2 separate regions of the Homo sapiens genome follow, and region 1 is linked to region 2. The links are chromatin loops, found by intact Hi-C in ENCODE. Cell type or tissue: CD4-positive, alpha-beta T cell. All regions are shown on one strand. Links, peaks and the distances in the headings refer to the core of each region. The heading gives the core; the rest is flanking DNA. Region 1 overlaps MCM3 (minichromosome maintenance complex component 3). Region 2 overlaps PKHD1 (PKHD1 ciliary IPT domain containing fibrocystin/polyductin).

What was found. Hi-C counts contacts between places; a loop is a spot of excess contacts. Peaks named below come from ENCODE experiments on the same cell type or tissue, not always from the same donor. Only the 100,000 strongest peaks of a DNase experiment are listed, where the experiment ranks them.
Region 1: it touches region 2 in a loop (16-fold over the local background); 22 of 110 quality-filtered maps call a loop at or near these places.

The regions. Positions count from the first base shown.
Region 1 is chr6:52,259,591-52,267,927 of GRCh38, forward strand. MCM3 (minichromosome maintenance complex component 3) reads right to left here. Exons shown (of 17, transcript NM_002388.6): 14 at 8,275-8,337; 15 at 7,021-7,106; 16 at 6,485-6,554; 17 at 4,425-5,196. The coding sequence ends at 4,998. Among named protein-coding and RNA genes, the nearest start is that of IL17F, 19 kb to the left of the region's middle. RefSeq lists a silencer at 4,780-5,199. In CD4-positive, alpha-beta T cell, for the core only: CTCF peaks have their summits at 4,323 (motif pointing left) and 4,525; a DNase peak (open chromatin) is centred at 4,311.
Region 2 is chr6:52,059,015-52,067,351 of GRCh38, forward strand. It overlaps PKHD1 (PKHD1 ciliary IPT domain containing fibrocystin/polyductin), which reads right to left. Exons shown (of 67, transcript NM_138694.4): 12 at 6,962-7,063; 13 at 5,941-6,036; 14 at 3,505-3,646; 15 at 914-1,028. Among named protein-coding and RNA genes, the nearest start is that of PKHD1, 24 kb to the right of the region's middle. In CD4-positive, alpha-beta T cell, for the core only: CTCF peaks have their summits at 4,660 (motif pointing right) and 4,874; a DNase peak (open chromatin) is centred at 4,697; H3K4me3 peaks cover 514 bases; H3K27ac peaks cover 586 bases.

The DNA of each region.
Region 1 (8,337 bases), core at 231-8,230, 200 kb after region 2:
TTATCAGAATGGTAAATCTCAGCAGAGGCTAATATCCCCCTACAGGCTGTGGGAAAATACTTAGAACTTAACAGTAAAAATATTCACAAAAAGACTGAAGAGAATGAGCTAGGATTACATGCTGGTTAATAACGGACCAGCCAGAATCCAAGACATATCACTAAGGCGCCAGACCTGAAAAAGAAAGTAAACCAGGTTTACTTTTCAGGAATTTAAAATGGAGTTAAAATTAATTTTGTTCTAAAGTGTTTCTAGGATGGCCAGGTGCAGCAGCTCATGCCTGTAATCCCAGCACTTTGGGAGGCCAAGGCGAGCGGATCACCTGAGGTCAGGAGCTCGGGACCAGCCTGGCCAACATGGTGAAACCCCCATCTCTACTAAAAATACAAAAAGTAGCCAGACATGCTGGCAAGCGCCTGTAATCCCAGTTACTTGGGAGGCTGAGGCAGGAGAATCAGTTGAACCCAAGAGCCAAGATCATGCCACTACACTCCAGCCTGGGAGACAAAGTGAGACTGTGTCAAAAAAAAAAAAAAAAAGTGTTTCTAGAAATTCAATAAAATCTCTTGAAATAGCTGGCAACATCCTGGGACACTATCCACAAAATAAGGAAGCATAGAAATCACTGTCCCTAAAAGGCATATTTAACATGGTGACCAACAACTCATTCTGACCTGCCTCTCCAAGCAGTCCAACCCAGGTTTTATCAAGTGGTGCCAGTGCTAACGTCTTGTGGGTGGAACTGGCACTGAATGTAAAGAAAATCATAGCCAGGCATGGTGGCTCATGCCTATAATCCCAACACTTTGGGAGGCTGAGGCGGGAAGCTCACTTGAGCTCAGGAGTTCGAGACCAGCCTGGGCAACATCAACACCGTCCTTACAAAAAATGTAAAAATTAGCTGGGCAGAGTGATGTGCACCTGTGGTCCCAGCCACTCAGGAGGCTCAAGAAGGAAGATCACTTGAGCCCAGGAGGTTGAGGCTGCAGTGAGCCATGTTTGTACCACTGCACTCCAGCTTGGGCTACAGAGCAAGACTCTATCTCAATTTCAAAAAGAAAGAAAGAAAATCACATTCATTACCAGAAGGGACCTCAGAAATCACGTAGTTCAACCACCTCCTTTTCCAGATGTAGAAACCATGCACTTTCCTCTAAGTGGCCAGCCTAGCTTGGCATGTTAACTCTGGTACCTAGTGTCAGAAAAGGAACTCAGATGCACATGCCTTTGCTTACCAGTGCAGGGCTCATGTCACCCTGCCAACCTTTTGGCTCTCAGGTGAGAGTTCCTATGCAACCAGAGTTTAACGCTCCACCCTCCCCACTTCCCTACATGTACAGCAGACATGGCGTTACCTGGCTCTTGAGAAGTGGGGAAAGGAAAGGATGGCAAGGAAGGGAAAGAGCTTGCACAGAGCTTGTTAGGGCTGAGCACCTGAGGCAGCCAGCACACAGGTGACTCTTGTGCTTGCCATATTCTACTGACCAAACCCTCCAGGCAGAGCTCACTTCACAAGCTCAGAATCATTAGGACAACTGGTGTAGTCTGAAATCTCCTCAGGAGACATGAGAAAGAGAGGGCTGGCAGATTCACTCGTTTCTGTGAACCTTTCTCCTCTTTATCCCCCTTGATGTTTTCCTACCACCCGGCCCTGTTGTGAGGTAACACTGTCCTCAGGAGAAAGCTGAAAAATGCATTGCCGAGCTAGCGCCGAGAGGGTCCTCTCTGGGGGAAGTGCTTGCCTCAGAGCCACACTGACCGGAATGTGGGAACCATCAGAGAGTGGAAAGGCAGGGAAGAGATGAGAGTTCAGGAATGCAGCCAGGGTGAAATCATTGTAAATGGTTTTGATTAAAGGATCATGTTTCATAAACATTTGTCAAAATGAATCACTTTGTTTTAATGGGCCCTCGAACTTGCAGTAATCAAAACCACTGCCATGAAGTAGTAATACACCAGGTGGGAACCTGCCATCTGCTTTCCCAATTATGTTTCACAAGCATCCTACAAGGCAGGAATCATCCCCATTTTACAGCTGAAATAAAGAGTAGCATAAAACTTACCTGAAGTTATTCGGTAAATGGCGGAGAAGAGATTCAATTTCAACAATCCTTACCAAATTGTCCTTTTTGAAAACCACCCTTTCATTTTGCCACTTCATTTATCCAGGGGAGTTAAGGAATAAGGTGCCATTTTTCAAGATACAAAAACTTACTTCTCTAAGCTCCCCAAATTATTTTAACTACAGTATTTCAGACCACAAACCTAAATGTAAACAGACTTCTCTTTTGGAATGAGGCACGCAGATAATTTAGCAGTTTTCTCTGGTGAATCTGGGTCACCACTGCAATCTCTGCAGGGTGGCAACAGCGATACCCTCAGGGGTGACTGGACTTGAGACATGTCAGCCCACTTGAGCAGCCTCTTTCAGGTCCCCACAGTAGGTCCTGCAGTGGATCACCTGTCAACAAGCAAGAACCTATCCTGGAAAAGCTTACCAGCTCTTTTCTGTTCTTGTAAGCTGGGAACTACATAAACAAGTTTCTTAAAACTCAATGTAAAGGTTGAATCATGCTATTTTAATACAATTAGTATCTATTGTGGCTGCTATAGTCTTCTACCTACTATTCTTTTGACTAGCTTGAAGAGTGATGAAATGGTCAGCAAAGTCAACCTGATATTACAGCTATTATCACAATGGTAGGTGCACATATCCCCCCACTCTGTGCCTCAGTTTCCTCAGAGGTGAAGGACAGACTAAGAGTCCCATTGACAGAATGTTTGCCTTTCTAGAACAAATCACTTGAGGAGATCCCTAAGAACTCCTAGAACTGTTCTTCATAGCTGTACCCCATCAGTAGCACCTGACATCCTCATGGTCCTCCCTGGATTCCTATATCTCTGTGTGTGCCCTCATTTGGTATATAATCATACTTAATTTTTTTTTAATAAAGACAGGGTCTCGCCATGTTGCCCAGGCTGGCCTTAAACTCCTGGACTCAAGCAATCCGCCTGCCTCAGCCTCCCAAAGTGCTGAGATTACAGGCATGAGCCACCGTGCCCAGCTGTACACTTTATATTTTGAAATTTTCACCAACATATTGACATATCCCCAGCCTAGAAGCCTCAGAGCAGAAAGCGCCACTTTTGCACCCACTGCTATACCTAGCACAACTTCTGACTTATTGCCAATGCTCAACAAATGGCAAATTCTTCCTTCTGGTACCACTGCACTCTCTTTTGAAACTGTGCTCTCTAGACCACTTCCAGTAGGACTTAGATCTCGCTCGCATCAGTGAGGGGGAAAAAAAAATCCCAGATAAAACAGAATTCCCCAATAATTTTGTACTACTCCCTTTAAGAAAAAAATCCCTTTGTCCTAACGAACCAAAGAATATCTCCTGCTTTGTGGTAAAGGATCACCCCTCAGCAAAAATGGAAAAGAAAATACCTCAGCAATCTTACAGCCAAGAACTGGCACAACTTCAGAGCCACATCTGCCACCAGAAAGCAGCTTCCGGTCCATGTGACCGAGGCCCCCCATAAAGTCACATGATTCTTCTAAGTAACTTGAAAAATTCTTCAGAAGCTATTCAAACCATATAACGGTAGGACAGAAGTCCCGCCCTGGCCCCATCACAAGCTTCTGTGCAAACAGGCTAACCAACCCCAAAGAGTGGACACCCAGGTAGTTTCAAAAGCATCCTGTAGGCTGGGCACAGTGGCTCACACCTATAATCTCACAGTTTAGGAGGCCGAGATGGGAGAATCACTTGAGTCCAGGAGTTCAAGGCCAGCCTGGGCAACAGACAGACCTCATCTCTACTAAAAATTAAAAATAAAAACTTAGCGGGGCATGATGGCACGTGTCTGTGGTCTCAGCTACTAGGGAGGCTGAGGCAGGAGGATCACTTGAGCCCAGGAGGTCAAGGCTGTCATCAGCTGTGATTGTACCACTGCACTCTAGTCTGGGCACAAAGCGAGACCCTGTCTCAAAAAAAAAAAAAAAAAAAAAAAAAAAGATACTGTAACAAGATCTCATTATGGGCAAGAACTCCCAGGATTTTGAGGTGTCTGACGTATCGGGTATTCTATCTTTATGAAGGATAAGTTTAGATTCAGGCAAAAAGCGCCAGGCAGAGGGGCAATTCTTCTCCTGAACTTTTACTCACTAGCCTCCCGTGGCCATTTAGCTATTTTAAATTGGCAGGGTTTGGTCTATACTATCAATTTTGACTGATAAACGCTGGTGCTGCTGAAGAAGAAAACTGCCTCTAGAGAAGACATGACCCCCAGAGATCACAGCAGGCTGCTGCCACCTTGTGGTAGTTTGCTGCAAATGCGGGAGCAGCAAACCCTGCACGATTGCTCTCAAGGAAAACAATTCAATGTTATGTATAAAAAACACACTATGACTATTAAGACCATGTGTACGAAATGGCTAAGTTTATTCAACATCTCGGATATTCATCTGGATATTGGGTTTGTTTTGTGATACAATACATATTCACCTTAACTGGTGCTACTGCAAAGAAAGCTTTCTTGACCTGCATGACGTGCCTCAGAGCTTCTCTCCACCAATTGGAACCACCCAAAGCCTAGTCTAGACCAAAGTGCTCTGGAGAAAAAAAACAAAACAAAAAAACAGCAAACAGAAAACAGTTGTGCCCCCAAAAGTACTCAGAAGTCATATGTTATTTACAATTGGGTTTGTGTGGGATGGGAAGTAGGGCGGATGAGCCAGTGCTTTTGCAATGAAGATGCAATAGTCATTGTCCTCTCCCACTGTCTCCTCTTTCCTCACCCCATGGCAGCTTTCATGACCCATTCCCAAAGGGTCCACCGAGTCCTGAACTCAGCTTCATCACCAACATTCCTCGCCTTCAGTTGAATTCAACACTGTTAAGGGAGTAGAGGCAAAGACTTGGGTCAGGGAGAGGGTGGGAAACACAGAACAAACTCTCTCGGCACAACCCAAGTTCAGAGACGAGGCCTCCTCAGATGAGGAAGATGATGCCCTCAGACACCATGACCTGATTGTCATCCTGCATCTTGCTCAGAGCAGCCTGGATCTCAACTGAAGAGAAGGGCTCTTCGCTGTCCCGGTTGATGGATTCTGTGAGGCGATTCATGCCGATTGACTGCGCATGAGCTTCCCGGAACACATCCAAGAGGGCCACCTTGAATGCCTTCAACCTGCCCCAGACAGAAGAAAGGGGGAAGAGGAGTAAACAAACCCAAATGCTCTCAGGAAACAGCTATACTAGGAAAATCCATAGTATTAATACAGTAGAGGCGTCCCCTCAATATTCTTTCTCACACACACATCTGCCTCTGATGGCAGTGCTACCCTTGAGGAGCCCCCTTTAAAGCTAAACTATTGTACTAGCGTGTGGGAAATTGGCATTCCCATTCACTGTAAAATAGTAACCCGGTCAGCGTCAATGCGGGACAATTTAACAGCACTTACTAAACCCTTAAAAGCGTATATCCTTTGGCCCAGGGAGCCCATTTCTAGGAACTCACCTTATAGCTATACTTGCATGAGTGCACACTGATAAATTTAATACTGTTTTACTGTAAACAGGGAACAACCCAAATGTCTATCATCAGAGAATTTCATTAAATTTTTACCCATCCATACCATGGAAACCCTGCAGTCATTAAAAAGAATGAGATCAAACAAGCACAGTGGCTTATGCCTGTAATCCCAGCCTTTTGGGAGGCTCAGGTAGAAGGACTGCTTGAGGCCAGGAGTCCAAGACCAGCCTGGGCAACATGGTGAGATCCCGTCTCTACAAAAAGTAAAAAATAAACACTGTAAAAAAGTAAAAAATAAACACTGCACTCCGGTCTCAAAAAAAAAAGTGAGATCTATACGAGCTGATTCAAGCATTTTAAGATACAGTTGATGGTTGTCCTTGAGGGATAGAGTTACAATTGATTTTAATTTTTTTTCTAAATACTTTTCAATGTGTTTCAAATTTTTTTCAGTAAATACACTGTATTATGTGTTTAAAGTATAAAAAGAAAAAACGTAAAACTTGGCTATGGAGTTTCTTGGTGTCCAGTAAACAAAATTCATAGATAAAAATGTTTCCTAAAACCCTGGTGGTAAAAATTCTTCATTTCAAAAACAAATGGCCAAAATGTATCTATCCCACCAAGAAGAATCTGAGGTTACAGTAAGACATTAAGTTTTATCCTTATTGTAAAACTCTTCTCTCTCAGAAAGAGAGAATTATTAATTTAAACAACTGAAGATTCTGGGTAAAGGACATCCAGAAGTTCTTCATGCTTTTCTCATAACTTTTCAGTAAGTTTGAAATTAAATGAGAATATAAAATGTTAAAAGCTGCAGGCCTCTAGTTTTGAGTTCTATTGATGACCAGCAGTTTGTTTCCCACCCTCTCCAAGGGAACAAAGTCCCTTCCTCAGCGATACACAGAATTCTTGAAGGGGCAGGAGCAACATCCGTACTCACCTGGATTCACTCAACTCCACTTTCTGGGATTCCTTGGTCTCCTGTGAGTCTGCCGTCTTTGGAGTGTGTACTTCAGAGGGTTGATGGTTGTAGAGATGGGGAAGATAAGCAAGGTGAAGCCATTTCCACAAACACTAGAGAAATCATCTCCACTCCCAATCTCTCACTCAGCCTGCTGAACACTCCTATTTCCTAGGGTTCTTATGGGGCCAGGCAGAACAATTAGGATATAGGGAAATCTTCATTGGATGATGAAGGAATTTAGTCAGGCAGGAGACCCTCAATGTATATATTATCTGAAATGCTTATACCAGGTGAAACAGCACAGCACAGTTCATCAAGGAGGTGTATATAATATAGCAAAGCTTTTTCCAAAGTTTCCCCTGAAGCTCTCTTGGGACAAACCTCTTGGACATAGGCCCCAAGCAGGGAGCCAAACAAACAGGAGTCCACAAGAAAATAAAGTGCACAGAGCAACTGGAAAAGTCCAAGAGTCACAGGAACAACCTCTTTCATCAGTAAGTGGGCTCACTCACCTTGAGGCATTTCCTCCTCTGTGTCACTGAAGTCATAGGGGTCGTATGAATCCCCATCTTTGGCATCTGGCTGGCGAGTCTTCCTTCTAAAATACCCACAGCAGTTAAGAGAGAGAAAGAGTTTGGAGACAGAAAGGCAAGGAAGCCCCATCACGTGCCTCTAACTACGGAGAAAAGGAAACAGAACCACTAAGTCAAAGTGAAGCACTAGGCTTAGGCCTTTGCAAACTGCTGCTTGTTCCAAACGAGACCAAGTCCCCAGACTAGAACACAAACAGGCGCTGCTTCCCAACGCTCTTTTCCACATCACTCACCCTTATAAATTCAACTATAAGCATGAAGGTTTTTCCCTTAGAATTTTGAAGTATATATTCAAAACCCTCAGTGGTTGGGTTGCTGTTCCTACTATTTAGCATTTCTTCAGTAGAGGGGTCAAAAGCACACAAGAAGGACTCGCTCTCCTTCTCTTTTACCCAGGGTATCTTCTTTTTTTTTTTTTTTTGAGACGGACGGAGTCTCACTCTGTCACCCAGGCTGGAGTGCAGTGGTGTGATCTCCACTCACTGCAAGCTCTGCCTCCTGGGTTCACGCCATTCTCCTGCCTCAGCCTCCCAAGTAGCTGGGACTACAGGTGCCTGCCACCACGCCAGCCTAATTTTTTGTATTTTTAGTAGAGACAGGGTTTCACTGTTAGCCAGGATGGTCTTGATCTCCTGACCTCGTGATCCGCCTGCCTCGGCCTCCCAAAGTGCTGGGATTACAGGCGTGAGCCACCGCGCCCAGCCTACCCAGGTTATCTTCATCCTCAAACCCCGCAGGTCTAGGAACACTCTCCATGAACAACCTGACATCAATAAGCAGCGCTGGTTCCACCTTCTACCCTCTACTTCTCTCCCCAGTCCCACTGGAACTTACTACTTTTTTTTTTTTTTTTTGAGATGGGATCTCTCTCTGTCGCCCAGGCTGGAGTGCAGTGGCACGATCCTGGTTCACTGCAACCTCTGCCTCCCAGGCTCAAGCAATCCTCCGACCCCAGCCTACCGAGCAGCTGGGACCACAAGTGTCCGCCACCACGCCCAGCTAATTTTTCTATTTTTTGTAGAGACAGTTTTGCCATATTTCCCAGGCTGGTCTCAAACTCCTGGACTCAAGTGACCCACCCGCCTCGGCCTCCCAAATTGCTAAGATTACAGGCGTGCACCCCCAACTTCTTGGCCACTAACTTTTTAATCTCATTTGCTTGCCCCACCTTACCTCTTCCTCTTCTGCTCCTGGTCCTCTTGGCTTTTCTCCTCTTCATCTTCTGTCTCTGATTCA
Region 2 (8,337 bases), core at 171-8,170:
GAGGAAAATATTGTGATTCTTTGTCAATAGCATAAGTGCATTTTGGCTGCTGTTAAAGGCATCTTTTCTTATCCTTCAATGTTGTTGAGGAATTCCTACATACAGCTGCCTACATCTCCACCCAAAATTAGTGGAAAAGGCACAAGTTTTGTAGTCAGGTAAATTTGGGGTTGAATCCTCAATGTGCCTTTTGCTATCCAAGTGGATTGGGCACACAATCTTTCTTTTTTTTCTTTTTCTTTTTCTTTTTTTTTTTTTTTTTTTTTTTTGAGACAAGGTCTCACTCTGTTGCCCAGACTGGAGTGCAGTGGCAGCCACGACTGCCCAAGGCTCAGGTGATCCTCCTGCCTCAGCCCCTCAAGTAGTTGGGACTATAGGCATGCGCCACCATGCCTGGCTAATTTTTGTATTTTTAATAGAGACAGGGTTTTATCATGTTGCCCAGGCTGGTCTCAAACTCCTGGGCTCAAGTGATCTGCCTGCCTCAGCCTCCCAAAGCACTAGGATTACAGGAATGAGCCACCACACCTGGCCCACACAATCTTTCCAAGCCTCAATTTCTTCATGTGGAAAAGATACATACATATATCTTTATGTATATATGTGTATATACACACAAACACATACATAATATATATACATATATACATACATACATACATTTTGCAGAGATGCAGTGAAAACTAGAGACAAGGTCTATAAAAGATGTAGCATAATATTTGGCTTACAGTAAATGCTCAATAAATAGTACGTTCACATTCAAACAAGTTCTTTTTCAACAATTAAAGTTCCTGATCATCCAATGGCATGTTAAACTATCTGTAAAACATGAGAGCCTTAACTTTGATTCTTTCTTTCTTCATGGGTATGGGACTGGCAACAGAGAAAAGGAAAATGAGAAGACAGTGAATACCTTAGTCCTTGGTTCCTCTGACCAACTGAAATGCAAGGAAGCTTGGCTATCTGCCTGAATCCAGAAAGTGTAATTATTTGTCTCTGGAGCCACAAAGAACCCACTGAGCCGTGCTCTGTAAAGTAGAACATAGAGTCAAGCAAGAGTAACCAAGGCCTGAATCACTGAACCAACAAATGACTGCCCTTGTACTTTGTCTTCTTTTATGGTAATAAAGAAGAACAACCTGATTCTTATGCCACACAATTGTCCAGAATATTCTAGAAAGAGATATAGCACCTGCCTAGTCTCAGTAGCCCAATACATCTCTACACTGGACACAAATACCCTTGCTGTTGTGTCATGTTTGGGAAAGTTGTAGCCACAGCACACAGCTATACGGAAGCTTAGCTGACAAAACCACCTAACACAGCTATTGCAAGCCCTGGATCATGGTAGAAGCTCAATCTATAGTAAATACTATTCTTATTATTAGAAATAAAGACAGATTGCTTATGAGAATTTGCTCTGAGCTTACCAGCTACCTCAACACCTGCAGAGAGCATTTTTCTAATTAAAAATATTATGATCCACAGATAAGCGTCAATTCAAAATGTCAACAATTTCAAATTAAAACCCATCAAATGCAACTTTGAAGAAGATTACAGGCAATTTCATAAAACATTTTTTAAAAGATAATATTTTTAATATTTAAATTCCAGCAACCTAATATTATAGGCAGATATAGTTAAAGAACTGATTAGACTCTGTAAATAAATACCAAGAATATTTTCTGATAATGCTATTTTCTTAAATCTTCAGATGATCAATATAAAGATGTTTTTAAATTTTGCTTTAATGTACATACATTATCTTTATTTTTGAGATAATTTCATACCTAAAAATAGCTTCAAACATAACTACTTTAAAAGTCCACAATATAATTATATTAACTTACCAATAAATGAATATTTTAATTTTTTAATTTAAAATTTTTAGATTTTAAAGAGATTAATGAGAGAGGGAATGGAAAATTAGTTACTACCTGGCTTGTGGTTCCTCAAAATGGCAGTTAAAGGGACATACCCTGCAACACTTACTATAGAAGTCAAAATGTTCTTTTGCCTTTTGGGGTAGGCTGACTCACTCCTTAACACTCCCAAATACACCAAATGCAGCTGAAAGATTTTCCTTTGAACATTATTAAATGGTCGTTAAAAACTATGATAAATATGAATTATTAGGTGCTACAATGGACCACAAATTAACTGCCACATTTTTGTTTATTTGTTTCTTTGTTTAAAGACAGAGTCTCACTCTGTTGCCCAGGCTGGAGTGCAGTGGTGTGATCATGGCTCGCTGCAGCCCTAACTCCTGAGCTCAAACAATTCTCCACTTCAGCCTCTCAAGTAGCTACAGGTGCACACCATCACACCTGGCTAATTTTTTATTTTTTACGTTTTAGAGACAGGGCCTAGTCCCAAACTCCTAGACTCAGGCGATCCTCCTGTCTCAGCCTCCCAAGTAGATGGGATTACAGGCTCAAGCCATAGCATCCAGCCTTAACTGCCACTTTAAAACCATAAACTCATGGTTAAGTACCTAGTAAGTAAGGCTTCAGGAGACACTTTCCTGCTCACAGATTACCAACCCTACTTGGCTTATTCAATGCCTAAAAATTCTCTAAGCTTTTCTTTACACAACTGAGTTGAAATCTATTAGATTGGTGCAAAAGTAATTGCGGTTTTTGCCATTACCTTCAACGGTAAAAACCGCAATTACTTTTGCACCAACCTAATAAAATGGTAAAATATTTGGAGGAGGTCACAGACTGACTGAAATTCACACTCATGAGTCACAGTCATCCTCTCTAAGAAGGATTTCAAAGGGAAAAGAGATCCATCATTCAGTAAAGGATCCATCCTTCAACATATACACTGAGAACACACTAAGGAAACAGTGTGTCTAAGCAATTTTCAAGCTTTTATATTTTTAAGTTTACTTTAGAATACTAGAAATTTTGGCTACATCCTTGAAGGGACTAAAAAGACTAAAGGAATTACACACCATTAAACAGGAAAATTAGAATCATGATGCCATCACTACTACTGAAAACAATGTCTCACAGAACCCGCAAGAGCTTCCCCTACTATACAAGGGCCATTGGGTTGACCTTCAGCACTGGAAGGCTGTTCCTACAGCATGCTGCCTAGGCTTTGCTCCCTCATGTACCCAAAGGGCAAATTCTTGGATCTTTCTTTGGCATCAACCAGATGTTAGTTTTACCTCTTAACCAGGTACCTAAAGCATGTTTTACTCTGCTGTCTTTCCAGTCTCCTGGCCTGCTCAGCTCAATGTTCTAGTTGATAATCATCTCCAAAACAGATTGTAAACTAAGTTGTGGAAAATATACATATTACATATTGATCAAAATTTGTCCCTGCACTAGCATGACCAACACTGATTGAGAATACTGTCAAACTCTGTTGTTGTTGAATTGGCTAGTGTTATAAATTCCTGGAAATCTTGATACCTTCCTTATCTGTCTCCTAGCCTCACCTAGGTTAGCAAAGGTGCTTTTGATGTGGGCTCCCACTTTTCCTACAACATACCTGAAAGGTTGTCCTTCCTGTGACCAAAACCCAAATGGAGAACTGGCATTAGGGACAATCTGCCACCTGTACCCTGGGGTGGCTTCAGTCAGTTCCAGTCCCTCAACAGCATCTCCAACTTCAAAAAGAAGCCCTCGATTGCCTGTAAGACATGTAGATCGCATAAACATTACAGGGCGCACCTTCCCAAATTGGGGAATTACTTTATTTTAAATTACAAGGTGAAAGATGACCCAGATGCTACCTGTAAAGGTAAGTCAACCTAGAGCCAGATAGAGTAGTTATATGAAAGGTTCTGTAGTTAATATGAAATACAAATGTTCCGGAAAGTAATAAACATTCCATGGGTTAGGAGTTAGCCTTTTTTAGCAAGAGTTCCTAGAAAAGAGAATCAAGTCCTGGAGAAAATGTGAATTGAATGAGCAAACAGAAGCTGAGGCTGAGTAAAAGGAGGACAATGTGACTGTGTGCTGGTGACGTGGCTTGGCTTTGTGCTTCCCAAAGCCAGAAGTGGGCTTCAGTATCTTTTAAGTCCCAGTTCTGCTGTGAAATTCAATTCTCTAAAGTCTTTTTTCCCCATAACATTGGCAATCCTTAAGTTTCTCAAGTGTCATGGCCTCAATTTGTGGACCTGCACACAGAGCCAAATATGTGGCATGCTGCTATTATGTGACATTTTAAATGATATTGTATTAATTTATATTTTGTGTTAAGCAAACCCTGAGGCCAAAGGCACAGGTGCAATCAATATTGAATGCTAACTTGGGCTGAAGGCAAAACTCTGGAATCCCAGCTAGACGTGTAGCTTTGAGCAAATTCCTTGATGTCCTTGCATCTTCATTTTCTCATGCATCAAAATGGGACCAATAATAAAATAGCAATAATACACTAGGACCAAGGGAAAATATATACTCAAAGAGCCTGGAATACAGTAAGTGCTCAATAAAGGTAATTATGGTAATTATTATTTTAAACTAATACTGTTGTTCCTCAACAACTCCTAAAAGGGAGAGGTGGATAAGGAATAAACAGAAAAGTAAGAGCATATTTTGAAAATATTACTTTAAACCAGGGTTTCTCCACCCCAGCACTATTGATATTTTAGGCTGGGTAACTGTTGTGAGGGGGTGTCCTATGCATTGCACAATGTCTAGCAGCCTTCCCAGCCTCAGCCCACTAGATGTCAGTATCATCACCACCACCACCACTTCCGGTCTAACAGCCAAACATGTTTCTACACATTGCTACGTGTCCCCCGAGGGGCAACATTGCCCCTGGTTGAGAACAATTGGTTTCCATAGTAATTCGCCCAGCTTCTGTGGAAGAAACTTCAAAAGCCCTTCATAAAGGACAACACTAACTGTCAAACCAGCTGCATTCAGGAAATTATCCTACCACTACCCAAGTAGCTAAAGCAGGAAATACTGAAAAAGGGAGCAGACTCTCTATTTCCTGACAGGAAACACACATTATCTTGATTACTTGTTTCAGTAGTTTTGTTTCCTTGGATGGAAGCTTTCCCTGAGTAAAAACTGCAGATCTGGGAGCTGGAGAATTCTCAAGCCAAAACTTTGCATGCATTTTCACACCTGAATGCCCTTTCTTTAGAAAGGTTTCTTCCCCTGCTGGGCAACTTTCCTTGTAGGTGCTGTGCCTCTAGAGTTGACTCTCGCTGCCTGTAGTTTAACCATTAAGTCAGGCCCTTGGGCACAGATGTGCAGCCTGTGGTTCTTGGCTGAGTAACATACCAACTGCCCTTCATCCCTGACTACACTTGAGCCTTCAGTTCTAATGCTCAGCAGAAAAGTGCTCCAGTATTGTGCTCTTAATTTGCTGCTGTAGGGTGGATGCTTTAAACAGAGAAGGACAGCTGGAAGCTCCCTTGCCTCCTCCATTTCTGCCCACTTCAGGCATAACCTGGTGGCAACATCACAATATATCCCTGTTTCTCAAAGCAGCAGACAGATGCCCACAAGAGAGAAAAATTCATATTTAAATGCATCCCATTGTGCCCTACTCTCCGACCTTGTCTAATGCTGTTGTTTTGAGCATAGCAGAGCACACTCTAACGCTCCTGTCTTCTTAGCCAGTGGACGTGCAACTGACCCATTGAATGAAGGCGGGCAGTTTGGGGGTTTCTTCCAGTAGCTATAACAATATCTTGAGGGCAGTTATGCTTTCTAGACCATGGTCTCTTCTGGACGCCACTGGCCATACAGCTGGCTGGAGCTAGAAGTGCAATGTCACTAAGCACCTGAATAAAGCTAAGAGCCTTCCTGAAAGGAGAGCCTTGACAATGGTATCATGGACCCAGGGCTCACTGAGTAAGCCAGTCAAATAGATGAGAAAGAATTCAAACACTTTTATTTCTACTCGCCAGCCCATCATGATTAAAGATATTCAGAGTTTATTGAACAGCCCTGGTGGCTTCCTTACCTGGCTGAGGGGTGGTGAGCCTCACATCTTTTCCTGGAGCCCGAGTGGTGCACTCAATCTTCCTGGGAGACACGTGTCTAATATCACATGGAATGCCTAAAGCGAATTAAAGAAATTTATGTATGTGTGTGTGTGTAGGTATACATATATATGTATATGTGTGTGGGTATATGTATAATTATATATATATATATATATATATATATATATATATAGAGAGAGAGAGAGAGAGAGAGAGAGAGACAGAGAGAGAGAGAGGCAGTCGGGAGATGTGATGGCAAGACCAGACTGAAGTAGACAGGCTCCTATTCTAAGGCAAAGGGCTGGGTGTGGATGGAATAGCGAAAGTTGTCACCCCAATTGAAGGAGAAAAGAGAGAGTGCAGAGCAGCAGAGCATAGGGCAGCGTGGAGTATTCAGAAGGAAAGCCATGCAATGGAGTGCTCTTCATTGGGGACGTACTGAACCACCTAACTGAGCATGGGAGGTAAGTGTGACATGACAGTGTGAGGACACCCTTGGTGTCACCAACTACAGAGGCATCCCACCTGCTACAGGACCTGGCAAAACAAAAGGCTCTAGACAGGTCCATAAAAGGGTTTGCCAAGGTTGGGGTGCGGGGGATTTCCAGAGTAATCTGCATAGCAAATGCCCACCCACTCCTGCTTGTCTATATCAAGACAGCTAACAAGGGAGAGTGAAGAGAGGGGCTGTTTTTAGTAGAAGTAAACCTTTGTCAAGAAGGAGCTGTATTTCTTTCTTTCTCTTCACTCACAAGATAGGGGCACCTGAGGGAATTGCCTATGCATTGTGAGTGTGTCTGCAGGACATTCCATTCCTGTGACCCATGTACTGTAGGACCAAAATCCCACCTGGTCTCAACCAAACACATGACTTATCAAACATGATGAGTCAGAAGGGGCAAAGCTTGCTTCCTCCTGCATCCCTCATGCCATACAGACATATAATCTCCTAGAGCATCTAAAACTATGAACTATTTTCAGCCATTTCATCATAGTTACCTGCAATGGTAACCTGGGCAGAATTGTCAAAAAAGTCTCCTGTAATTGTGATGTTTGTTCTTCCCCCAAGGCTCCCAGTTTCTGGAAACACAGATAATATTTCTGCAAGAGTTAAAAAAAAAAAAAAGTAAGCTTCCAAATATAGACCAGAATATGACCTAGATAATAATATAATAATAGGAGATATTAATAATTTCTTACTTTAACTTTCTAAGTCCAGCAACAGTTGAATTTTTTTCTAGTAATAACTATTTAAAAATGCACATAATAAGAAAAAGACCAGAAGTATATATTATCGAGGATCAATATTTGAAAGGAAGGGGAAATGTGGAATCATTCATGGTATCAGCAAAAGCCCCTAGTACCATGACATTTTCTCAGAAAATCTGTCTCCTGACCTCAAGGACAATATTGACAAGTCAGGGAACAGTAAGTTACAACACAAGGAGGAATCAACTTTGGGTACACTGGGAAAGGCTTCAGTTCACCCATATGAATCTGTAATTTGCTCTAAGCAGAAGAATGAATTTCACTGTCTTTAGGACCCTCCCACTCTTTCCCACACTGAATGCTCCTTCCCCACATGTACCTCACACCTCATACCCAGTTCTTTCATGCTGCTCCTGATTGTTTAAAATTGCCTACAGTGACTCAGGCCTGTAATCCCAGAACTTTGGGAGGCCGAAGCGAGTGGCAGGTGGATCACCTGAGGTCAGGAGTTTGAGACCAACATGACCAATATGGTGAAACCCTGTCTCTTCTAAAAATACAAAAATTAGCCGGGTTCCGTGGTGTGCACCTGTAATCCCAGCTGCTTGGGAGGCTGAGACAGGAGAATTGCTTGAACCCAGGAGGCGGAGGTTGCACTGAGCCAAGATGGTGCCACTGCACTCCAGCCTGCGTGACAGAGCGAGACCCTGTCTCAAGAAAAAATAAAATAAAAAATTTAAAAAAAGAAATTACCTACAGTAATATGACACATAGTCCTCAGAATTTAGCTTTATCTCATTCTTTCCTCTCCTACGATCAAGCTTTGACATTTCTAAGATTCATTCCCTCCAGAGAAAAGAGGAGTTGCATTTTGTGTAAACTGAAGGTACAAAAGCTAATGATGAATGGTTACCCCTGAAAAATAGACATTTTAGGAGGTTATTTTATAATGCTTTTTGCCCATGAGACAAAGCAGAGGAGACATATGGAGGCAAAGATTGATCCCTTACACTCAGATACCAAAATTCACCACTAAACCATAATAACCCCCTGCTTTTAACCCACTATTTTATAATTTCTTTTTTTTTACACTAGCACTGGAATTTTGTATCAGCTTTACGTAGAGATTAACACATTCTTTTGTTATGCATTCAAAATTACACAGA